Linked DNA regions of Mus musculus: region 2 is linked to region 1. A link is a contact called in ENCODE Hi-C data. All regions are on one chromosome and are shown on one strand. Each heading gives the region's core, a stretch centred on a gene start or an enhancer-like site at or near the end of the contact. The rest is flanking DNA. Distances are from core to core; before and after follow the strand shown.

Region 1 (4,474 bases), core at 1,301-3,800:
CTCCTTTGATCTACCTCTGTCTGCAGTAGGATACACTCTCCTGCCGTTATGCATTCTCTATTCTAGGGTTTAGACTGGACACCTGGTCTGTGGACGGGCATCAAGGGTACCGCCTTAAGCTTGTTAAGACAGATACAGTAGCTGGAGAGCTAAAGGCAGTTTCCAGTAGGTCAATACTTAACAGGTTTATCCCAGTTTCCAAATTCCCATCAATGATTTTGTTTCCCTTGATTGGAGACTTCCTGTTAAGGTTCCCATCGCAATTTACAATCAAGTAGGTAAAGCTCTCTCTATGAAATGACTGCTTGTGCTCTCAGATCAGTAAGTCTGACATTATTTTTATACAAGACAATAATCTCTTCTGATCAAGTCACACACAGAAGACTAACAGCAAACAGGGCAGTCGACATACTCTGGATGAAACAGAGGTCATAGGGCTACATACCCAAGCCTGCTAAACCTTACCCTAGGAAAGATACTGGTCTACCCTCGGGACTTTAGGATTCCCTCAGTGCAATTCATAACCCTGCTGCCTCAGACGAAACCAAGGTTTTGGAAGCTTCCCTGGAAAGGGCCAGATAACAAACATTGTAGTTTTAAGGGCCAAATGTCTTTAGTTACAAAAACTCCAATCTGCTATTGTAGCTCAAAAGCAGCCAAGGGCAGTAAAGAAACAAATGGGTATGCTAAACCTTCAATGGACTCCACCTACCAAAATAAATACCATCTTGACTCGGCCCGTAGACCATAGCTGGCCAATTCTGGTCTACAGACACCACTTTATTATCATATCATATCATAATCACATGATGTGAAGACGTAGACACAGAGAAAATCATCTGAAGTGTCCAAAACTCCACTTGAACAATTTTGATTTAGTTTCTCTCTACCCACAATATTTACCAGAGTGGATTAGATATGAAAACCAACTCTTACTCATTTACCAGGTGGCTGCTTAGGGACTTAACACTGATTTACTCTGTAGATCCTTGTCATCTCAACTGTAACCTTCCTCACACGGTAAGGTTTAAATCTTGGAAGATGATGTGCATTGCAATTCTACAGGACAATTCACCTCACCTCAAAACAACATGTCTCATTTATAACACATAAAATTGGGTTTTCCATTCCTCTTTTGTGGCTAAAGAGTGGATTATTATATAGGAAAATATAGATACAATTAAGAATATTCTTAAAACAAGAATTATATCTGAGTGGATTAGAACTAGTAAATACTGGGAGTAGAGGGGAACAGGGATTATGACAAGTTTTAATAGGTTTTAGGTATGAACTAGGATATTACCTTAATATTTAGTTATAGTATATATTTGTGGCCCTGAACTTTGGGTTTATGGAAAGTGGTATCAAGAAGCCAAAAAACTGTCATGTGGTTCTGATGGGAACAGGTATAAAATCAACCCAAGATGGACTCCAGCTAGATTCATAAAAGGTAAATTCAAGAGCTATGACTTTTCAGATTATACCATGTGTGTGGAGATACAGAAAAGCTATGTGAGGCTGTGCTCAGAGGAGACCCAAGGCATGCACTTCTCAAGGCATGTAAGGGTTCTCAAGATCCCATCCCAGCTCATCCTCAAGGCCAGCAATTTTCTCTTTCTCTTTTGGCTTTTTTTTTTTTTTTTGGAGGCACAGAAAGAGCCAGGAAAAAATTAAAATATCAAGAATACAGGGCTAGGAATGGCTAACAGGGTAAAGACCTTGCTGCCCATGGAAGAGCCAGGTGCACAGACATCTGTAGGGCCTGAGTCAGACGCACTCCAGGGTTTGTCTGCTAGCTAGTCTGTCTTGCTAGCTGAAATAGCAAACTCCAAATTCAGTGAGACACACTAAATAAAGCCAAAGGAGAAAGAAAAACAGGGCTGAGAGCTGCTTAACTGGGGCGATGAGGTGGCTCCTCAGTATAGTGCTTGCCACACAAGCACAAGGCCCTGAGCTCACATCTCAATCAGCCATGGCCATAGCGGCACTTGGGAGGGAGAGACTGGTAGTTCTCTAGAACTTGCTAGCCAGCCAGTCAAACAGGCTCAGTAATCCATGCCACAAAGAATAACAAAACAATTTAGGAAGACACCCCAACATTGACCTCTGGTTTCTGCATACATGAACACACACACAAATATACACGCAGGCACATACACAGCATGAGCCAGCATACACACACACACACACACACACACACACACACACGATTTTAAATAAAAGGCCATCATCTGAGACCTCTACCATAGAGGCATATAACCCTGAATTCCTAAAACTATTCAAAGATATCACTGTTTAACAGATGATAATAATAATAACAGATGCTGCTAATCCTGGCTCTGTGTGAGAAGGAAAGTTTCCCGCCAGCTGAGGCCACTTCCTCTGATGACCACCAGGAACATTCAAGCAGCTGTCACTTTAAAGGACTCCCTCAGAGTGTTTAATCATTTTTAGAGTGTTAACATGTAAAGGGTGAGGCTGGTCAGTCTTGAAGAGTTGTCTTCTAAGGAAGGGGTCCTCTCCTACCCCATTGGCTAATGAATAGTGCGTGAATACGTCACACTGAAAGCCATTCCAAGGACAGCATTCCAGAGTCAGTTATCACGGCAAACAGCAGGACCTCCCATCTGCTGTACCCGAGCCGTTTAAGGCCAAAACAGACTGCAAAACTAAGTGGCCAAATTTGCAAAGTAGTTGGTTAAAAAACAAATGTTCAGGTTCAATGAGAGCACAAAATCAGTTTTGAAGGTATTTATTCTGATTTTTCCAAAGCCTGATCAAATAGGCTTCCTCTTATCAGTGGCCAGGTTCTCTAGGCAGATCATCCGACAGGACGTGATGAGATCTGAAGGAGGCCCCCCAAAGAAGCAGAAGCTTTGCAACAGCAAATTGCCCTTCGAAACCAGGCACCTTTATCACTAAGTTTTCTAATTCCACGGAATTCGATAACTGCTAAATACTGGATTCGAGTCTCTGACTTTCTGTAGTGGAAGAGGAACAGCTCACATGAGGTTCACATGAGGTTTCAGGGTCACATGAGGGATGAAAGCCCCCCCCCCCCACAAGATACTAAAATCTACCAAGGTAAAGCCAAGGTGGCAACATCTGGCTGAAAGCAAGCACTATGGCCCACACTGAGCTGCAGTCACATGGCTCTGCCAGCTCATGAAGGACATAAATATCTGTGCATTTCTCTATAATTCATCTCCATCTCTTTAAAGGACTGCGAGGAAGAGCACGGGTGGAGACAGGAACTCAAAGGTCTCTGCACTGTCTTCTCATATTCTATTCCTTCCGATAGGGAGCCTACAGTACAACTCAGACTGGAACACAGGAACACTGTGAAGGATAACGAGACAGTTCAGTCATTTCCAGGTTGTGCTTACCTACCTGGTCTCTGCCAGAGTGTACAAGGGAACAGTGGCCATCTTCTCCATGTCCCACCAAGGTCATTCTGGCATGAATAGTCCAGCATCCTAGAAAAACCCTCACCCTCAAGCAACTCGATGGCAGCTCACTGTGGTAATGCTCATTGCCAAGCTGACAGCACCTAGAGTTATCCAGGAGATGGGTCTCCGGCCATGCTGTGGGTAGTGTCTTAACTGTGTAAACTGCCTAGAGAAGACACGTGGTAATTGTGAGAGGAACCATTCCCTGTCTGTGGACTGCAGATGCAATGTGGCCAGCTCCTGACACTGAATTTCCAACATGATGATGGGGAACCAAGTCAAGTCCTTCTCCCTTGTGTTGCTTTGGTCAGGATGTTGTGTCACAGCCAACAGGAAAGGAAACTAAGACAGAGAGTCAACAGAAAAGTAGCAACATTCAAATATCCTCAGGGCACACACTCAGAAATGTGATTGTTCTGCACAAGTGCTTGAGGAGGCCACTGACCAGATCCATCCCTTCTGCTTCCCAGAAATGTGAAAATAAACATACGTAGCCTCACGGTCCACATCTGTGAAAGCAAAACTATGTGACCTTCATTGGTAAGCTGTGTAAGTGCTAACTGGATGCTGTGCATGGGCCCAAACTAAATGTTCTACTAACTATGTAATATGCCGTATATATACATGCACTTATACATATATATGTATATATAGAGATATAAACAAATACATTTTCTTACCATTATATCGCTATGACATTGTAATCCTATCATTCAGTTTTAGCATATTATTTGCAAACTTCATGATCAAACTGTTTTCCCTTAAAACACAACTTACACTCCATTGAAAATCTTGCTATAGTCAAAGCTACAAAAATGATATCACAAAATAAATAAATAAATAAATAAATAAACAAACCCTCTAGGTAAGACTACAGGCAAGCCTCTAGGTAAGTAAGTGCCTCTAGGCAAGCCACTGGAAATTACTAATTGGGGCACATGCAAACACAAGGTGAACAACCCAAGAGTTTATCAGCTGAACATAAAAAGCGTACTTCCTCCACCTCCCGCCCCATCGGCAGCTGC
Region 2 (4,763 bases), core at 1,879-4,378, 140 kb before region 1:
TGCACCAGTGTTTCCAGACTCCAGTCAGCACATTCCTTAAGTTTAAGTCACAAAGGTTATGGTTATCTTCTCAGTTAACAGGAGCCCTAGAGACATACGGGTAGGAAGATGGCTTAAGCTTGAGGACCTGAGTTCAATCATGAGCATGCCTGTAACTGTCGCTCTTGCCTATAATCTCAGTGCTGGGGAGGTAGAAAGAGGCGGATCCCTGGAGCTTGCTGGTCAGCCAGTATAGCCAAGCACATGAGCTCTAGATTAGATGAGAGACCCTGACTCCAAAATAAAGTGAAAAAGTGACACGAAACATTGTTCTCTGTCTCTGTCTCCATCTCCCTCTCTCTCTCTGTCTCTCTCACACACAAACCAAGATAAAATGAAATATTGTCCTCTTTTATCCAGAATTTATCAACACATATTTAACTTTGATAGGGATATAGAGATAAATGAAATATCATTTTTGCCTCAGGCAGCTCTTATCTAAAGGGAATGCTTCCTTCTTTGTAACATCCAAATCATATTCTGGGCAACAAACTATAGAAAAAGCTTACATTTTAGTGCTAAGGTTACTACACTGAGTCTATATTTCAGTAGGTCCTCCGTGTTTTTATGGGCTGAACACACAGTCTAAATGTTTTTCATTCACTGTTCAGAAGACCACACCTTTATCAAGGAGCATAAACCTTAACAAATGTCTTCAGATGAGCAGAGAACACGCATGGAGTGAGGCCCAAGCCCACAGCACAATGGGAGTCCCTGAGAAAGTAACATAGGGAGCAATGGTCCTGGTCAGCAGAGGTTTACACAGCATATTTTACACATTGTTACAAATGACAGAATGGGGACCATACTGGAAACATTAGAGGAGTCTACATTTTGACTACTAACAATGCTAAAAGTTTATACAAATGGTAAAATATCCTACAACATTCACTTTTTGAAACTGCTAAGTTTTATCATGTTTGTCAGAAACTTTAAGAATTTGTGAGAGCAAGAAATTACTGATTTGCGAAACACATGAAACTCAAGAAGAACGAAGACCAGTGGACACTTTGCCCCTTCTTAGAATTGGGAACAAAACACCCATGGAAGGAGTTACAGAGACAAAGTTTGGAGCTGAGGCAAAAGGATGGACCATCTAGAGACTGCCATATCCAGGGATCCATCCCATAATCAGCCTCCAAACGCTGACACCATTGCATACACTAGCAAGATTTTGCTGAAAGGACCCCGATATAGCTGTCTCTTGTGAGTCTATGCCGGGGCCTAGCAAACACATAAGTGGATGTGCTCACAGTCAGCTATTGGATGGATCACAGGGCCCCCAATGGAGGAGCTAGAGAAAGTACCCAAGGAGCTAACCCTATAGGTGGAACAACATTATGAACTAACCAATACCCCCCGGAGCTCGTGTCTCTAGCTGCATATGTATCAGAAGATGGCCTAGTCGGCCATCACTGGAAAAAGAGGCCCATTGGTCATGCAAACTTTATATGCCCCAGTATAGGGGAACGCCAGGGCCAAAAAGTGGGAATGGGTGGGTAGGGGAGTGGGGGAGGAGGGTATGGGGGACTTTTGGGATAGCATTGGAAATGTAAATGAGGAAAATACATAATTAAAAAAAACTATAAATAAAAAAAAGAAAGAAATTATTGAATGTGTCCCCTCAGAAGATCAAAAACTAGGGTGATCTCATGTGTATCCTCTCTATAGATCCTTTTCCCCCACTATTTATTTCCCCCACTATGTTAATGATTTCATTAACATCATTAAGTTGCAATATATTTAAACTTTATCAAAGTAAAGTAAAAGCTTAAAAAAAAACACTCTTGGTTATTTCAGGATTACACATGCTATCCAAATTATTCAGAAGACAGTGTCACAAGAGAATGGACTTAAAAACCATTTTCATATCTTTGACAATTGTCTTTAACAAAGAAATTTGGGATAATCAAATTAGAGAGAAGAGAAAAATATTCTTCCTCTGTTTTTCTCCTCTTGGCAAAGTTCTCAGTGCAGAGTTATTTTCCAGGCATAGATGGATGAAATTCTGTTCTCTGTAATCTCGGCAAAGATTATGAAAATAGAGTTCTATTTCATGGAACAGGATGATGTCCCCACTGAGACTCAGTCACATCCCCATGAGGTCAGTGTTGGCAGACAGGACCTGCTTGCTCTCTGAATCTCTACTGTGGCCATGAGGACCTCAGCATGACCTTCACATTCCTTTCCCACCTCAAAGACATAGATACCACAAAAGCCACTTTTGTCACCGAGGAAGATGAGAGCGTCTGCAGGCGGGACAACAACACATTATGGACGGGAAAGATTGCTTTCCCTCAAAGGATCCTCACATTCACGTGCTTTCCCTCAAAGGATCCTCACATTCACGTGCGCGCTTTAGAAGCCCCGTGAGAGTATCTGAGGGGCCTCATTCCAGCTTCCACTTAAAACAACAATAGTGTAACCATAACAAAACACTACTATTTATTGAACGGCTTAAGATCGTTGCATCATTCCTGATAGTGAGAGACAGCATCATCTCTCCTATTTTAGGGATGGAAAGCGGAGGACTCAACCGAGATCTCACAGGAACGGGATAGGTCATGAAAACATTAGTTCTTCCAACACCTAAGCTCCTCTGCCTCCTAAATCAGGACCTGAGAAAGCCATTAGAGTGCTGTGCCCCCGAATAAAGGGCAGGAAGTCATTCATTAGAGATGAAAATGTTCCAGCCAGAGGAAATTGGGTTTCTCCGAGCCACAGAAGAGAGAGAGCATTGAAAGGTCTGCTCTCAGACCTGCATTTGTCTTGGCCAAGAAGCATCCCAGTACTTCAACCCTGTGCAACCAGTGGTGGTGCGGGGAACAGCAAATAGATTTTAGTTGGCTTCTTTGGTAAACTTTGGATCCATAAAAATGGGACACTTTGAATACCAGTTGTCACAGGATCCTTGTCACCTGGATGTTCTTACACTCATGTTTTATTCATCCACAGGCTGGCTAGCCTTTCCCTCCCTTTACCTCATGACTCAGACTAAACACTGCAGTTGAAGCTGCCTGGCTGTGGAGATTCCGAGTAAAGAATAACCTGGGCTGTGTGCTTCCTGAGCTGGCTACAGAGCAGGCTCTTACCCCAGGGGGCAGCCAAATGCCCCTCAGTTCCAGCCTGAGGGAGCCAAGAGGAAGCCAGGCTTTCTACAGAGTGTCACACTGCTCATAAGAAAGTAGAAAGCTGAGCTATTACATGAAATGTTTTCATTATATTTTTCATTTTCACTGTTTTTTTTTCATTAAAAAACAAACAAGCAAGCAAATAATGAAGTCCAAAACAAAGAACAAAACACTGAGAGTCTGTAAAGAGTTCTGTGGATTGTATTTACCCCGCGTATCTACCAGCTCCCACACCTTCTGGGAAATATATCAGAATTATATTTTTTTAAAAAAAGAAAAAAATGAAAGATAAGTACACTAAGATAATTCAACTTAAAGGGACACAAGAGTCTACCAGCCTCAGAGTTTTTTGAAGAAAAGGTTCACTTTGAATAGAAAAATAAAGCAGAAACTGCCATTCTGTGTCCTTTTGATATTCTAAACTTCTAAAGTAGACAAAAACTGGAATTTCTTCTTGAAAACCAAGGAGTTCTCCTCCAACAAGCCCAGCTAGCTTCTTGAAGTCATTAATATGAATAAGTGAGGGGGGTTGTTTTATTTTTTAATTGAAACCCTGCTTTAAAAAGAAAAAAAGCATAAACACAGCCTTGACGTGGCCCAGTAGTAGAGCCTGGCCTAGCGAGCATGTTCAAGGCTTGTGGTCTCATTTTCAGCACCACATTAAAGGTGGTGGGTGGTATTATTCACAAAATTTGGGTTAATAATATTTGGAAATACTTGGCAATCCCTTGTTTTATAAACACCAGGGTCTGTGTTAGTTCTGAAGAGAGAGATCTGCCTTCATCAGTGGGCTGATAACCTCTTCAGAAAGACAGACCAATAAGCAAGCCAGACAAAAGTCTTTTACCATGAGCAAATAAAGGATAGAATAGTGTCATCTAAGTTCATCTAAGATGAATGAGTGGCATCTGTCTGTAAGAGGAGCTAATGAAGCTATGGCCCAAGGGACAGAGGGGAGTAAGCTCAAAGGATGGCCAGAGACAGAGAAGATCTCAAATCTCGATCCTGGAGATCGCATGACTGGCTTAAGAACCTTAAGACAATTTGTTCTGCCTGAGGAGTTCTACTGATCTGCACTGTTGGGGACAGCTAAAGTGAAACAGATGAACTGAGCCTCACTAAAGACTCTAGATTTTGTCTTGACAGCAGATAGAAGTGGCATGGACAGATTTGTTCTTGAGAAGAAGCACCTTGCAAATTTGTCCTGGCTTCAAAAGTCATTATTGTGTACGTGGGCAAAACCTTCCTCCTCTTATGAGATGGAAAAAAAAAATTACCATCTGCTGAGTAAGCTCTCTGCCTTGCTCTTCTTGTAAACCTTAAGCCATAGAACACGTTGATGACAGGCTCTTACTCAGATCTGTCTTGCCCCCAGATACATTTGGCAGTGTCTAGAGACCAGTGGGTACCTGACCGCCTGCAGACCAGCCTCTAACCTTAAGATCAAAGAGAAGCAAATTCAAGCTCTGGGGAGGCCCATTTATCCTGAAATTACTCCTCATTGTCCATGCCTTATTCAGCAGCAGATTTCTTGACCCTTCTACCTTCAGATCTTCCCTAAACTCTCCTGATCCATCAAGAAGAAGGAACCAT

Evidence for each region. Hi-C counts contacts between places; a loop is a spot of excess contacts on that map.
Region 2: a loop to region 1 is called in a map of adrenal gland, with 2.6 times the contacts of the local background. The contact joins two enhancer-like sites. A Hi-C loop is called at or near these places in 2 of 37 maps with a recorded cell type or tissue (adrenal gland and gastrocnemius).

What each region holds. Positions count from the first base shown.
Region 1 is chr14:27,799,033-27,803,506 of GRCm38, reverse strand. The region is part of intron 4 of Erc2 (ELKS/RAB6-interacting/CAST family member 2); the gene reads right to left. Among named protein-coding and RNA genes, the nearest start is that of Gm45645, 40 kb to the left of the region's middle. Within about 2 kb of position 2,550, at least 1 of the 3 ENCODE cell types and tissues checked has a DNase peak (open chromatin) inside an H3K27ac peak, as active enhancers do; it is gastrocnemius, where a contact is called at or near this core.
Region 2 is chr14:27,943,792-27,948,554 of GRCm38, reverse strand. The region is part of intron 7 of Erc2 (ELKS/RAB6-interacting/CAST family member 2); the gene reads right to left. Among named protein-coding and RNA genes, the nearest start is that of Gm34996, 70 kb to the right of the region's middle. Within about 2 kb of position 3,128, at least 1 of the 3 ENCODE cell types and tissues checked has a DNase peak (open chromatin) inside an H3K27ac peak, as active enhancers do; it is gastrocnemius, where a contact is called at or near this core.